Linked DNA regions of Mus musculus: region 1 is linked to region 2. The links are chromatin loops, found by intact Hi-C in ENCODE. Cell type or tissue: left cerebral cortex. All regions are shown on one strand. Links, peaks and the distances in the headings refer to the core of each region. The heading gives the core; the rest is flanking DNA.

Evidence for each region. Peaks named below come from ENCODE experiments on the same cell type or tissue, not always from the same donor. Only the 100,000 strongest peaks of a DNase experiment are listed, where the experiment ranks them.
Region 1: it touches region 2 in a loop (2.6-fold over the local background); 19 of 42 quality-filtered maps call a loop at or near these places.

What each region holds. Positions count from the first base shown.
Region 1 is chr8:78,240,057-78,248,394 of GRCm38, forward strand. It overlaps Ttc29 (tetratricopeptide repeat domain 29), which reads left to right. Exons shown (of 14, transcript NM_183096.3): 6 at 6,043-6,266. Among named protein-coding and RNA genes, the nearest start is that of Ttc29, 31 kb to the left of the region's middle. In left cerebral cortex, for the core only: no CTCF peak of the experiment used is centred there; no DNase peak of the experiment used is centred there.
Region 2 is chr8:78,728,688-78,736,989 of GRCm38, forward strand. Slc10a7 (solute carrier family 10 (sodium/bile acid cotransporter family), member 7) reads left to right here. Exons shown (of 12, transcript NM_029736.2): 11 at 931-1,076; 12 at 2,922-5,325. The coding sequence ends at 2,951. Among named protein-coding and RNA genes, the nearest start is that of Gm39203, 58 kb to the left of the region's middle. In left cerebral cortex, for the core only: no CTCF peak of the experiment used is centred there; DNase peaks (open chromatin) are centred at 3,859 and 4,573.

The DNA.
Region 1 (8,338 bases), core at 128-8,127, 490 kb before region 2:
CAATAGACACCATGTAGATAGAACTACATCTAGTTTGAAAATCCATTCCCCAGCTGCAGATCCCATCCCGGTGTCTTAGTTAGGACTTCTACTGCGATGAGGAAACATCATGACCAAAAGCAACTTAAGTAGAAAGGGTCCACTTGGCTTCCCCTTCCACATCACAGTTTATCACTGAAGGCAGTGGAACCAGGGCCTTAAAAGGGAGTTGGGGGGATCTGAAGGCAGGAGCCGATGCAGAGGCCACGGAGGGGTGCTGCTTACTGGCCTGCTCTTCATGGCTTGCTTAGCTTGCTTTCCAAGGCCACCCAGGGGTGAGATCACCCACAATGTGCTGGGCTCTCCCACATCAATCACTAATTAAGAAAACACCTTCCTCTCTAGTGGCCCTCTAGCTTATGTTGGGTTGATGTAGCTGACATGGCACCGAAGTCTGATGTGCCTCTGTGATCACTTCCTGGAACACACTTATAGGTGGTTGATGTGGCCAGTAATGGCCTCACATTTATCTGCATACCCCTTGTTCTCTGTGAGCACTGGCGTCAAATTCCGTAATATGAAATCCTTTCAGGGGGTTCCCAGAGTTCTCTTTTCCCCCTTGTATAAATTTTTATTCTGATGCCTAAAAGCAACATATTTTAGTTTAGACCAATATTCATAAATGTTTTGGTGTGTCACTAAAACTGAGGAGTAAAACAATCAGGTCCCAAGGAAAAATGATTAAAAAGGTGACAAAATTCTATTGTCTTTATATTTAAAATAAACAAACATTTGCACAAAGCAAGAGAACTTTGACTACAGTTGTCTATTAAGAAACAGAAATTTGAAGAGTTCAAATATACTAGCAAGAACTGACGCACACTGTTACTTCCAAATAATCAAGGGATCTTAGTAAATAAAGATTTACATTAACTATGAAGGTCTGAATGGGAATTTATTGAGTAGGTTGACATCACTGATTTTTCTTCATCCTGGGTTTGAATAACAGGGCTTATTTGATGATACATAAGTTTACACATGTGCAAACCTATGTGCCAAATCAAAACGTCAGCATAGTTATAGATACATATTGAAATATTGACTGTTAGAGCATCTTCGTGAAGAATGGCCATTTGAACATTCACTAGATATTTTTGAAATGGATGCCAATTGCATCTCGTGGATGTTTGGAAGCTGAAAGCTATCTCAGACATAATCTCAGTCCAGCCTTTGGTGGGGCTTTGGGAATTTAGGGCCATAGGGAGCAGCAACTGATCATGACTAAATTAAGTGGAAGTGGCCTTATTGGAAGGGTATTATTTAGTAACTAATTAGGTGGAAATTAGGAGAGAACTTGGTCCAGAAGGAAAGGCCAAGTCATAGCACCCTTAACAGACGGTGGATAGCAAGAACAGCCCCAACAGTGTTCCTAAGAAGCCATTGCCTCCTTGAATGAGCTGTAGTCCTGCTTTCATCCTGTTTCCCAGACAGTGTCTGTGGATCAACACTTTACCTCAGTACTCATCCTTTTGGTAAAAAGGCCCTGATTAAATTACTAAAATTCTTGACCCACAAATAACTTATCTCCAGTGGGACTGGTTATTTTCATCTATTCTAGAATGCTGCTAGCTGTGGGGGGGGGGCCTCAATGCTGGGCAGGTCACCTGCAGCAAATGACCCTTTTCCATCTCTCTAGGCCAACAAAGGAGGCCTGGGGTGCTTGTCTGCATTTGTTTCTCACCTGATCTTGCAGGAGTGGCTCTTATGATGCTCCAACTTAGTGTTTAAAGCCAGCATTTCACTTTTCTTTATGTTTGACCCAGGAGGTCTTCTCACATACATGGTGAGAGCCTCCAACACACAGAGATAGCATCTCTTATTTTAAGAAAGGTTGGCGTTACAGCCTCCATCCTCTGAGGCCTTCTGGACTGCCAATCACATATATCCTCAGATTCCACAAACTCCAGTTAATCATTTTCAAAGTCCAATCAACCATTTGTTTCCCCTCTTTAGAATATGACCCATTGTCAATCTGCTTCTTCACGTTGGTAACACCAGTCACCAAGTCATGCCACCACCACATGCCATCACCTAAATACATTTTGGAGCCAACAGCTTCTCTACCTCCTGTGCCCTGGATCCAGACCTACAGCCTTTCTCATGAGTGGCCAGCAAAGCCCACTATCTCTCCTCGAAGCTTCCGGGCTTGTCCTCCTCCACTCCTTCTGTAGGATCAGGTGTGAAGTTCAGAGTCACGGACTCTAAGTCTAATATATATATGTATGTATATATATAACTTCATTTTAATTCCTGGCCCTCAGCATTAATCCTCCCTAGTGTCAAAATCTTATCTTGTCACTCAGATAAAGCCAGACCAGTGTGGTGATCTTTCTCAACATTCAAAAGCCACTTACCATCACCTCTCCTCCTACAACAGAAAAACAAAACAAAACTAAACAACATTGCACTCAGTGTGGGAGCCAAAAGGCAATAGAATTACTGGGTCCCACAAACGAAAATATATACGAAAGTTCAGCTTTAGTCCTAAAAAGTCAGAAACTTATCTTTTAGTGTCCATATCTCTGATGCAGTATCTTCCTTTCCTGAACAAGATGGCAACCAAAGGCAGTGTTGGTTTGCAATATAGCAGGGTGGCGTTTGACCCAGTTCTGACCAGTAAGGCATAAACGAGGAGCTGCTACTTACAGAAATGGTTTCGCTTTCCCCCACAGATAAGGAAAACCATGCCACCGAGTCTCCTTTCTTCTCATTTTAAAAGTGATCTGTAGCAGCTTGATAGTGATCAGCAAAGCACAGAGAACAAGATAATCCCAGAGATATCAGCCTTGAATCCACCAGGCCACTCAGCCAGACCTTCCCCTATGCGCCATTAGCAGGTATCTAGAAGCTTTGGTTTTCTAAGCTTCTGGAAGGCAAGCTCTCTTACTGAGTGTATTCCTGAGCTATGCAGTCCCACAGAGGTGGCCAGGTGCATCTCTGGCTGAGCTTCGCCATCAGCTCTGCAGATGAGCTAGCCTGAGCTGCCACATCTCTCCAGCACAGCTTGTGTCTTGGGTCTGTCCCCATGTGCAGCCTATACATAGCCTTTTAGCATACAAACCTTGCTGCTGTTTGAAACTATGGTGGCAGGAATTGTGGCCCTCTCTGTCCAAAACCTTCAGTGTGGCACACAGAGCACCTGGGATGTTATGGTGTCCCTCTCGTGTTGTCCTAGGTCCTTGAGAAATTAAAGGGCCAGCTGTCTTCTGCTTAGAACCTGAGAGTTGGTTGTTTCCATATGCCCTGTGCTCAGGGAGATGGACAAGGAGATAGATGGTGGTTGTCCTCATACCTTCATGCATCCCACAAGAGATGGGCACAGTTGCCCCCTCCCTCCCAATTCTTCTGGATATTACAAGAAACCGAGTTCCATTTCTACCTCGCCTAGTATTTGAGGGAGGGGGGTGGGAGAAAGGGGGTGTGGCCCATTCACAGGTTCACTCCTGACCCTTCTATTCTGGGCCCTTTTCACTGGATCAGAGGACATGGCAGGAAACAGAAATCATGCATTAGTCTTCTCTTTTAATCTTAGAATCACATGATGGCTCTTAATTTTTTGGTATAGGAAGATAGTTTCTTTACTCTCTATCAGTTATTTCTGTAAATAATCTGGTTATCAGGTGGGAGAGAGCTAAAGTTCAAGTTCATGTAGGACGATCCTTCCAGACACTTCTCAAATGCAGCCATGTGGATGGGGTGGAGCTCGGGAGGAATGGTCCCTAGCATGCTCAAAGACTCCATCCATGTTCCACTCCTAGCTTCACAATAATAATAACTATCCACAGGTGCATCCTGTTAATGTAGCCCCGATCCAGCCTCCTCGGCAGCTAGCTCTGCCACTCTTGGCCTTAGCAACCTCAGTGTCTCACCACACTTAGCTTCCCTCCATACCTAAGCAGGGCCACTGCATGAGACATTCTTGGTAGGCGGGTAGGTTTTGTTTTCAAACCTCCAGTGAATCCAATGCATAGCTAGAAGGTGAGAACCAACCACCACAGGGTTAGTATTTCCCAGAGAGTTTGCACACACGGTATTTCATGGGTTCCTAGAAGAGTTCTGCAATGTGGTTAGGACTGATGCTAATACAGGCTTTTACACAGGGAAAGGAATGGGATTCAGGGATGTTCAGGTAGGGATGTCAGGGCATGTCGGGCTCCACATCAGAACTCCTGATTTTGAGTGATCAGGTAGATTCCACCGACCCTCAAGCCTGTATTGCCAGTAGTCAGTTCCCCATCAGATCAATTGTCCTAAACATCGAACTGTCTTCTTTTAAAGAAAGAACATACAGTAATTTACTTGAAACTATCTTTTAATATCTACTTGTTCTTTTGGTTAAACAGTGACTACCCCATATGTTCTCCATAAGCATGTGTATTCTTTTTCCTTTTGTTTCTTTCCTTTTGTTTTTTGTTTGTTTGTTTTCAGACAGGATCCTTCTACAAAACTCTAGCTGGCTTGGAACTCAGCATGTAAAATCACAGAGATCTGCTTGCCTCTGCCTTCTGAGTGCTGGGATTAAGACCGGTGCCACCACACCTGGCAGCACATGTAACTCTTAAATAAACATTTTCAATCATTGTTTATTATGTGTCTGTTTAGTTGTTGTCTGTGTCTTCCCTTGAACAGGCATACAGATTTTACAAGGGCACTGACTCTTTTTGGCCTAGAACAGTACATCTTGGCGGGCGGTGGGGGGGGGGGGGGGAGGAGCTGCAGAGATGGCTGAGTTTGGGGGCTCAAAAGTTAAATCACTTGCCACTCGAGCATAAGAACTGGAGTTCAGATCCCCAGACCTCACACATATGCCAGAGAGTGTATCCACCTGCCTTTAACTGCCGTTAACTCAGGGAGTGGAGACAGAGTGTCTCCAGAACAAACTGGCTAGTAAAACTAGCTGCATCTGTAAGATCTGGGTCAGACTTAGAGACCCTGCCCCCAAGAATAAGGCTCGAAAGTGATCATGGATGTCCCTCACATCAACCGCAGGCCCCCACCCGCAGGCACACACACATGCATTTGTACTTTCACACATATGCAAACAATGCACAACACACATATGCACCCAACACACATAAGAAAATGGAAAAAGTAGGTATTTCATCATGAGAAAGCCGGTAGGGATTTGTGGGATAAATACAACAGAGAGTCATCTGTTTCTTTATCCGTGCTTATGAACAATAAAGTATGTGTTAGGAGGTTTTTATTTGGTTTTATCTTTTGAGACAGGCTCATACTATGTAGCCCAGGCTGAATTCAAATGAACAATCCTCCTGTCTCGGCTTTCCAAATTTCCAAATTTACTAGGAAGTGAATTTCTATTTGTTTATCTACTTACTTAATAATTGAGTTATCAAACCATTCATTTGATCCTACCTGTATATATATACACATATGTACATATACATACATATATATATGTGTGTGTGTATATATATATATATGTATATTATATATATGTATCTATACACACACACACACATACACACACACACTATGGTATTTCAGTAATTGTTTAAAACATTAAATGCAGAAGCATGATTGACTGGAAATGGCCAAATTCCAATAACAGATTGTAGAACTACATAATACAGAAATTAATGGACTTTTAATATTCAACAAGTTTTTTTTCTTGTTGGTCTTCTTACTTGGCTGGCAGGTCTGTTTGGTCTGCTGATAGGTTGGTTGGTTTGAGCAGGGGTGTGTGTAGAGGGTAGGGTAGGGAGTGGACGTGTTTGTATTTGTCTGTGTGTATGAAAAAAAAACTTTGAATAGTTAAAGTAACACATTTGTCCTTTTCAGAGGTGCGGTTACATTAACACAACTGTGTTAGGTAAGCTCTCTGCATCCTTCTAAAATGGAAGTTGCTTGATTTGTCACAAAGATCTCTTGATAGTTTTCATGCTTTCGCTGAGGAAGATGAGTAAGAAAGCCTGTCTGGTGTTTAGAGATTGAGAACCCCTCTCTGGTCTAAAATGGCTGGTGTTCTGCTCGTGTTCCCAGCCACAGGAACTCATACAAGAAGAGCATCTGCGTGGACATGCTGCGAGATGGGTTCCACAAGTCCTTCACCGAGCTCTTTGCACTGATGGAACAGTGGGATAAGCTCCGGGAAGCTGCGAAGGCACAGTCCCTCTTCTGGCAGCAGAGGCCTCTGGAGGACCAGCCGGACAAGCTAGACAATTTCTACCACTACCTGACCAGGGCCGAGGCTGCCGAGAGGAAAGGTAGGTGCTGGGATGTGGGGTTGCACCCCAGGGAAGATTCCAAAATGTCACCCTATGAATTTGATACATTAAGACAAATCACACAGTTCAACCTATTCCACTGAGTGGCTTTAAGGCTAAATGACCAGCTACAAAGACATTCTGCAGATGTCATTGCAAGCCTGGGAAGACAGTGTTCTACCAAACATTTCCATAAGTTTCCAACAGGTGTAAACCTGTCCTATCATTGAGAACACATCCTGATTTGTCTTTGTGTTGTATGAATATTGACCAGTTTTCAAGGCACTGTCACATAAAAACCACACAGACATAGTTTGTTTTAGCATCTATGTAACGAGCGTTCAAAGTTTTGTCATGAGATCCTGTCAGCTTGGATTAGAAAATGGTAGTATTTAAAAAGACATGAAAAGCCTGTAATTTCTAGGGTATTGTTAAGGCTGTAATCCCAGCACTTGGGACAAAGAGACAGCTTATTCTGAGTTTGGGGTTAGCCTCAGCTACATTGTGAGACACTTTTTCAGAAGAAAGGGGAAAATAATATGCAACCCATGATTGTGGCTTCAAAAGTTAATTTCCTATGTTTCACAAAATCATTTTAAGGCATTCTTTTGCCATATTTTAACACTTTTTTTATAAAGTTGGTGTTTTATATTTAAAGTGTTATGTACTTAATACTCTAAAGTATTTAAGAAAATTAAGTATTAAGAAAATATGATAAAATTATATGGGCTTTGCCATTTAACATTTTTAGGTCTGTATTAGGTATTTGTTGTTTTCACTCGAAAAAAGGAAAAAAAATTATGGAATTTGGCATTTCAAATTTTTCCTGCATCATTCTGACTGAAAAGACAAGAGGACACAAAAGAAAGACAAGAAAGACTCATGCTATACGTGGCAATATGACCTTTCATTTGGGGCTTTCACAGGGTCAGTAGGCAATTCTTCCTGCCCAACTGCTCACTGCTGCAGTTGGGAAGACAGGTACACAGAGCAGAGGGGCAGCCCAAATCCTAGCCCCAGCGTGAGCTCAGCGGCTTCAGACCATAAGGAAGGACATAATGTGAACACAAACCTAAGGGTACAGTACTGGGGGGGGGGGGGGACTTCGATAGTGTGGGAAGCATTTTAAACTGCAGAATTGATATAAAATGAAGTCTTTTGGTGAATTTTCAAAATACAATTTAAACATGAGAAATTGACTATTATTTTTAAAATATGCTATGTTATTACAAAACAAACAAAAGCTAAGTCCCAAATTCTACTGTCAGAGCAAAATCCTAAATTGATACTTACACTGGAAATAGAGCTGTCCAGGATAAACTTTGCCTACTATTTATTTTATAAGGTTCAATTTTATCATCAGCTTAGTTTGGGGACTTTGATTTGAGTAGCATAAACTCGAGCCAAGTGCCTGTCGTGCTGTGATGTGTCATTGCTGTGTCTGTCTGTTGTAAAGAAGGTAAACCACATTTGACAAACCACAGGATGCTCAAGTTAAAGGAAAGTAGCACTTGGAAGACCAGGTCCCAGTGAGGTCCCATTCGAGTGGCATTGTGTGGTTTATTGTCCATGTCTGAGAAATAAGGTTATACTTCTTAAATAGGCAAAATTACCTTTGCTCAAAATAGTTTACCCATAGGCTTATCTCCTATGAGGTGCCATGACTTTTGCCTTCCTGAAATATAGAAAATTAGAATTATTACAGAAAGTATAATCAGTTTTTAGAACTTTGTGCATTATTTTTGACCCTCCACATCTAAAATTTATCAGAGTAAAATTGAGATCTGAATAAAAATTACTCCAGAAAATGACATCTACATGTTTGCTTTTGTTAGGTTGAATGACTCCTAAATCTGAAAACACCTGTGTATGTTTTAAGGTGTATGCAGCTAGAGTGCAAAGTTCTGTCAGGAGTGTCTCAGGGTCCACAGTGTGTGGTGTCGGGTTTTGAGAAGGAAATGCTGAATAATGCTGAGAGTCCTCACTGCTTCCTCATCTATCCATCCATCCACCTACCCACCTATCCATCCATCCATCCATCCATCCATCCATCCATCCATCTATCCATCCAT
Region 2 (8,302 bases), core at 1-8,000:
CGGGCCCCCTCACGGCTACCTCAGTAACCCTCCTTTCTAGGTCTACTCAGAGACACAGAGCTCATGAAGCCCTTGGTTCTGAGTGCCATCCTGTGGAGCACCAGTGGGGAGGAAGGGAGCGGCTTACGTCTTAGTGCTTCCTCCTTAGCCTCCCAAGGCTGTGTGAACTTCCAGTGCCTAGATTTTTACTCTTTAATTAAAAAAAAAAAAACCTATTTTATTTTATTTTGTTCTTTGTCTTATGTTGGTCTTATTAGTTCTGAGTTTTATAGTGAACATGGAAATAGAAGACAGAAAATGTCTAAATGTGTATGAGGGGAGCCCTAAGAGAGGTTCCTGTCTGGGAGGGTTGAGAGAGTTGCCTAGCGGTGGGCATACCCCAGTCTTTTAGAATAGAATTGTTCCGTGACTGGTAAGCACGTTGGAATCCTTGACCGTGAGACTAACACTAGGGGCTGTGGGTAGAACACAGGATGTTTGCCCAGCCAGAGTATCTTCCCATGGTGGCTGTCTATACCATGTCTGTACATAAGGGCTGTTAGCTTCCTCTATCTTTGGTGATTCCTAACAACCACATACTCACTGCACTGAGCAAGAGGAGATCCACGGTTAACCTCTCCTTAGTCCTTTCCAGGATTCTTAGAGTGACCCATTTCATAGTCTTCCTCCTCCTGAAGAAGGAGCTGCCAATTTTGAGTGAGAGGTACCTCCCCACTACACAGACCACCCTCCCCTTTTCGTGTGTTCCAGTTAGAACTTAGAGCCTTATGTCCTGAAAGGAAGAGAGAACTGTTGGCTTTATTTGACAATTTCCCATTCAGGTCTGGGAATGCACGTGGGGAAATGCAGTAATGACACATTGCAGAGTTCTGAAAATCAGCTTGACACCAACCTGACTTGTCTCTGTTTTTTGTCGTCTTTGTTGAACAGGAATCCCAATGCTGAAGATAGTGTTTGCAGGCCATGAGCATCTCTCGCTGATATCCGTGCCCTTGCTCATCTACCACCCAGCTCAGATTCTCCTGGGAAGTGTGTTAGTGCCAACAATAAAGTCTTGGATGGTGTCCAGGCAGAAGGTGAGACTCCAGAAAGATCTGACTTGGATGCAGATAGACTGAAATGCTCTTCCTAGATTCAAATGATTGATAAACTTACTTTTTTCTGCTATATCATTATTCCAACATGTTTTTCTAGTGAACTATAATAACAGGGGTGTGGGGAGATGACTGAGTGGGTAAAATACTTGGTGCTCAAGAATGACAGCCTGAGTCAGACCGAAGCATCTCCAGAAAAGGCTGGATGTGGCAGCGCACTGCAATGCCAGTCCTGCGGGGCCACTGGCAAGCCAGTCTACCCTCAGACACAGGAGAGACCTTGTCTCAAAAATAAAGTAGCAGGCCAAGCGGTGGTGGCACACACCTTTAATCCCAGCACTTAGGAGGCAGAGGCAGGCAGATTTCTGATTTCGAGACCAGCCTGGTCTACAGAGTGAGTTCCAGGACAGCCAGGGCTACACAGAGAAACCCTGTCTCAGAAAACAAAACAAAACAAAACAAACAAACAAACAAAAGTAGCAAATAGCCAATCCATGGTAGCCCACGCCTTTAATCTCAGCACCCAGGAGGCAGAGGCAGGTGGATCTCTGTGAGTGTGAGACCAGCCTGATCTACACAGTAAGTTCTAGGACAGCCATGTCATGGTGCTGGCTCGGCTACAGAGCCTCTTACTCATCAGGAGACTGCTTCAGTTTCTTCTTTCTTCACTTTTCACCCTCTTTGGAGATTTTTCTCTTTCGTTCATCAGTATGTATGTACACTGCCCCCTCAGAATGTATACATATGAATGTTGACCCAGAAAAGGAAGAAAATTAGCTGGGCCTTACGCAGTCCTCGCTACTACATAGGAGACTGAGGCGTGGGATAGCAAATTCAAGGCCATTCTGGACTAAAATAAAGTCCATGACCAGCCTGGCAATTTAGTGAAACCTGTGTCAAAGTAAAATTTTAAATAGGCTGGGGTGTGGCTTAGTGAGTGAGTATTTACCTAACATATGTGAGACCCTAGATTCAATACCCAGTACTACAAAAGAGGACACAACAAGAAGAAATTATTTGAAAAGCCACATATTCTTGGCAATAATATTCAGTCACAATAAACAAAAGATCAATTGGAGTGGATTTGTCTTCTAAATGTCTCAAATTTTTAAGGCTTATCTGGACTAAAAGTAAACCAAAAATCCTGGACTATTTATGCAGTAAAATAAACACTAAGAATATGCCCTCAGGGTAGCATGGCTACCTTTGCTTTGCACATAATACTAATATGCCCCAAAATATCCATCCCTGCAGAGCAGAAGCAGGCAAGTAGGCAGGCCAGGCTTAGGGAGATGACCATCGGGTGGCCACATGTGAGCTCATAGCTAGATCTGTCTCTAGGAGTAGGATTAGTGATGTAGTCTAGCTGAATGACTGTGCCTGTCGGCTTTCTGTTGCTATAATAAATACCCAAGGCTTAGAAAGAAGGAAGGTTTATTTTAGCTCCTTGTTTTGGAAGGTTCAGTCCATGACCTGGCGCTCTGTTGCTCTAGGGCCTGTGAGAGGGTCATTGTTGGAATATATACAATAAACCCCTTCCTTTCACTGCTGGGACCAAGGTGGTGGGGGACCAAGGTCCTGTATTCCCCTTTGAGGGCACACCCCCAATGGCCTGAATATCTTTCAGTAGGCCTCACCTCCTAAAGGTTATGTGCCATCTTTCAGTAGTGGTATAATACTTCTTTGGGACCTAAAGGGGACATTCCAGATGAAACTAGTATCTATCAGTGGCCTCTTCCTCCGGTGGCATACATTATCTGGTACGAGTTGACATTTTCCCTTGGTTGTGGACACTGTCTAACTGTGAACTGTTTTCCTGTCTTACAGGGAGTGAAGCTGACAAGGCCGACAGTGTGACTCGGGTGGCGCCAGCCTTCCTGGAGTGTGTACATATATGTACAGGCTGTACATACAGGGGTTCTGAGGACCTGTCCTTGGGGATGCTGCTTTGATGCCTATTTTATTTTTTTACAGAAAAAAATATGATATACCTGTTTAAGTGCCTTACGATGTTTTTGACAAGAGCGTTATTTCCAAAACACACTCTGTTGGCTACTGCCAAGGGTAGTACAGTATTTTGGACTCATTTTTTTCCCTAAGGCAGAAAAAAAAGTTCTAGTAAGGGACAAAAGCTAACACGTTTTCTTCGTACTGCCTTTGTGCAGGCAAGACTCTAATAGCACTATAACGTTCAAAATGAGGTCATGCCATCCAGAAACCTCCCTCCTGGTGACAGTGAACGATTCCAAAGTCTCATTCACCGCACACTTTGATTCACCGAGTGGTTCTTTGTTTCTAAGACTGTGACGGGCTCTTCCTTATCAACTCAGCGGGGGATGCAGATCGCAGAGATGCCGAGAAGCGTCAGGTACCTCATTCCTTGACACCGTCTTCTTCCATCCATCCCCGCACACTCCAGAAACACTTCAGTCCCAGCACAGAGTGTGTGTGGGGGCTGGGGGGGGGGGGGGGAGTGCAGCTTAGATGTATTATCGGCTGCTTCAGAGAAAGTCCTGGTGAGTGTTGCCGTGAACTCGGACAGTGCTTTGGGACGTCTGCAATCGTACCTCAGTATGCTTCTCCCTTCCATCATTCCTTAGTTTCCCATTTTACTTACACACAACATCCCCGTGCAACACCCAAATGTCACAGTCAGCTGGAGAGTCACAGAAATCAACAGTGGATTATGTGTTCACATTCCACAGCTGGTTCCAAGCACATTCCTGTTACACTGTTCCAAATCGTTCCTGTTGGCAAGACACAACCTGTTACATTAAGCGCACTTGAGACATCTGAGAAGATTTATGAATCATTTGACAGATGTTCACAACATCTCTTAAGAAATCAAATCCTATCGCCTTAGGAGCCAGAGAAAATAAACATGAGGCCGTGGGCATGAGCTAATGTTACATGTCCACACTGCTAGTCAGGTGGAAGAAGGGCTGGTCCAGAAGAGCAGGCAGGACCTTCCACTCACCGAGCTGTCAACAGGATGAGTCCGGGAACTGGGCACCAGCTTTGGAAAGGACTCCAGAAAAGCCTACGCTGAACCCAAACAAGAAGCTAAAGCAGCATACTGAACAGTGGTGGGAGCGTCTTTCCTGAGCTTCCTGCTTAGTGTTGGAACAGGCATCACGGGTCTCCCCAGCAGCTGCCTTTGCTGTTGGTAGTGGGGGCTGTGGACCCACAATCAATCATTCCTTCAGAATTCCCTGGGCTTTTCAGTGGTGTTGGGTTATGTTATGGTTAGCATTGGTGTTGTAGATGATGGTAGTTTATGTCATAGTTACCGTGGTTGGCGCTGGTGTTATGGTGTTAGCACCAGGTCCTCTGTGTCACTGTCTCGGGACTTCATAATTCTGAGCATAGCTATAACACTGGTGTCAGGCCTGGCAGAGATCCACGCTGCACGGCCTGTGGGGACCATGCTGGGGACGAGGAGGCAGTGAGTCTGTTTGGTGAGTGTGCTGCCTCCATGGAGCACAAAGGTTTTCAAGTCTCACCCCCACAGCCTTGGGGCTTTAGAGGAAGTAGACACTGTCTGCCTGCCAGAGTTGTAGACGCAACCCTTCCGTCATTTGAACACTGGTTTCCCCGCCGACCACATCTACCTCTCTGTGCGTGACTGCGACAAAGTTCAACTGAAGATGCTATGGTAACTTTTTCTCTTTTGCTTTAAAACTGTCTTTTGTTTTCAAACAAAACTGATTTATATCATGAGTTTTGGGAGCTTTAGTAACATGTCTGTGGCTACTTCTCCTTTTACACAAATATGATAGCATATTTTTCATGGTAAGGAAAAAAATAAAATCAAAATTTGCTTTAATTTATGCTCATTAGGATTGAACTGTCAGCTTAAAATACTTTCTATGTTTCTGCACTGCCAATGTCTGTTTTATGTATTTGTTTGTCCAAATGTACCTATAAAAAGAATACATTAGACAGTTATGTTTACTCATTCCAACCTGGAATTGGTTTTAAACGGCTGGAACTTTAAGGAACGGCACTGCAGTCTTTACGCATGTTACAAACGTTAAGGTTCTGTGGATTTTTTAAATTCTTCCCTATTCTGTTTTAAACTGGCACACCTCTGGTTGACGCTCAGTGTTTATGCTAAAAACCAAATTTTTTCAAAGAGATGGCTAAGTAATTAAGTGGGTTATTTATAATGAATGGAAAATTTAAAAAAAAAATTCTATGATTAAACAGAGAGTACTTGACGAATCTCTGGAAATGTCGTGGCTCATTCTCACCCACTGAGGTGCTCACACCGCTCGCTTCCCAAGGATTTCTTAGATCGACTTCAGCTCAGTGCAACACAAAACAGACAGACATGCCAGGGTCCTCCCATTACACATATCCACACCACCTCCCCACACCATGCCATAAAAACCTGTTCTAATACACTGTGCGCCAACAGGAAACACTTGCAGCAGGGTGGTAGGAGTCCGGTGCTGGGGGCGTGGCCTTCCGTCCCCTTGTAGTTTTGATTGGAACAGATGATACTCCAGCAAGCCTTTCTAACCCCAGGACTTCAGTATGAGCATGTTGGAGGATACCAGAATTCTGTGTCCTCCGGTTTTCTGTTGTCTAGAATCCTCTTCCATTTGGAAGCCTAGTGGCAATGACACCTCTTCCAGGACGCTTTCCTGGGTTCCCAGTGAATGCTCGTCTTGTAAGGAGCCTGTGTGATTGTCAGGTGACATTCCTATCTCCCAGTATGGCACACACATCTGTTGTTCTCCAGCTCCAGGCTCTGAGTCGCAGCCAAGAGTTGGGGGGAAGGGGGGAAAACACCCTCAATTATTCAAGCTACATAGGTCATGCTAATATGATTTAGTGAGTACTTTATACACATTTTTAAAAAGTAAAGGATTTCCTTACTGAATTCTCTTATACTGGGAAACTAGATAAACATTAACATTATTATCCTCAGTTTGCATTTAGACAACACACAAGGTCTCCTAAGACTTTATATTTGTTGATGAATCTTTTCATATAGGGCTTTTTTCTCAAATAAGGTAAGGTCCTTATATAACCCAGAGGACTTATCTGCTGACCCAAGTTTAAGGATCGTTTGTGTGGTGCAGGTTACCACCATGAGGACCAGTTGGTACCAGATGGAGATGCCATTCAGCCGTGGAAAAGAATGGGGTAGGAAAGACGGTGCATTGTCTCGTGATAACAACATATGTGAATTAGGAGAAAAAAATAAATGCCGGGGGAGATGACATGTTTAACTCTACTTTTAGCTATCCTGCGATGATGATGTTGATGATGTGTGATAACATATAGTTGATACACATTATCTTGGTTAACTCTCCCAGCAGTGCTATGAGATAAGTAAAATTAACCCCATTTTCCAGATGAGAAAATCAATATACTATCTAAGTGGCTCGAGGCCACAAAGCTAATAAATGGGACAATTTTGACCAATCTAGAATAAGTTTGGCAGATGGCACTCCAGAAGGAAGGGCTGTGCAGGAGGTGTTTCACTTCTCATTTTACTCGGATCACACTTTGAAGGGGTTGGAATGAGCATGCAATACAAACCAGGGCTTCTGCTGTTTCTTGAGGGGATGCCATGATTCACCTCAGCCACAGCGCATTGGTCAAGTAAAATATATTTTCCTTAAGAAACATGAAGTCTAAGCAGCCAGAACTAGATCAGTATGCAAATGGGACTGTCTTACAAAGTAAAGTGGGAGGCCTCTCACCATTCTGCCAATGAAGGCAAGAGAAAGAAGAGGGTGGTAATGGAAGAGGACACACAGTGTGACTACAGACACACCCAGGAGAGGCGAGGGTGTGGATCACAGGAGATATACGCATGAGAACACTGCTTTCTGGTTCTCTTCCAACAAAGAGACTGACAAAAGGAGGAGAAGCAGAAGGAGGAAGAGAAGCCAGCACCCAGTGAGTCAGTGACAAGTGGCAGGGTATCCATGAGTCTCCCGAGAGACACCCAAGGAGTTCCCGAATGAGCTAGTTGAGGTGAGGAGTAGCACCTAGTGGGGTAGTGTGTTCATGAGCTAGGGTTCTGGACTGAGGAGGAAGCAAGCCAGGCAGGGCCAGGCAGCCAGCTCTATCTGCTCCCTGGTCACGAGCAACAGTGTGGCTAGGGTCTGAAACTCCCTCCACCACGCCACCCCACCACCCCACCACTACGGACTGCCCCCCACACACCGACCCAAAACAAACCCTTCCTCAAGCTGCCTTTGTCATCAACAGCAATGAGAAAAATAACACAGTGGGGACTGATAAAGGATGCTGCTCTCTCTTCAAGGTGGGGGGTGTAGAAAGGAACTCAGAAGGCCATGTCAGCAGCCCTTAGAGACCATCCGCAGAAGATAACCACACGCTGAGGAGATCTATCCTCTCCTTGTTAGTGGCTCTTCTGAGCTTCAAATAGGCAATCGTGTGGACTACTAGACAGGCTAGGCTCCATCCAGGGCCTTAAGTCCCCTTAAGAGTTGCTGTCAGTGTGGCCATTGCACTGGCTCTGTCAGTGGGGCTAGAGCCTCTTCTGTATCTTTTCCACCATTAAACCCATCATGGCATCTACTCTGATCATTTACTGTTCTTGCATGGGGCACATTCTGATAAAGTCTGTCACCCTCTGTGGCTTCTGATAAAGTCTGTCACCCTCTGTGGCTATCCTGTGTCCTCTAAAACATCATCAATCTGTGCCCAGGAGTCATCATACTGGTCAATCTGCAAACGCCCCCAAAGCCTGCCCCCTGTTAAATACAAACCAATCAGTATAAGGTTGAGGCTCAGTTGGCAATGTGCTTGGCACACAGCATGAGGACCTGAGCCTGAGCCCAGATCACACGTAAAAAACAGGTTTGGTCAAACCCCAGCACTGGAGAATCAGAGGCAGGGGGATCCCTGGGACTCAATGACAAGCCACCCTACCTAAATTGCCAAGCCTCAGGTCAATGAGAGACCCTTCACACACACACACACACACACACACACACACACACACACACACACACAAAACCCAAGGTGGATATCTCCTAATGAATGACATCAAGGTTGTTCCCTGGCCTCCACACCAACACATGCATACATACACACACAAAATCAATACCAATAATGATGGAATCAACCCAGAACTGATGAGGCCCTTACAAAGCCCCTCCAGACCCATGTCCCTTATGGCCTTGACTGGTCTATAAACATGCAAAGATCCTGGGAAGGCT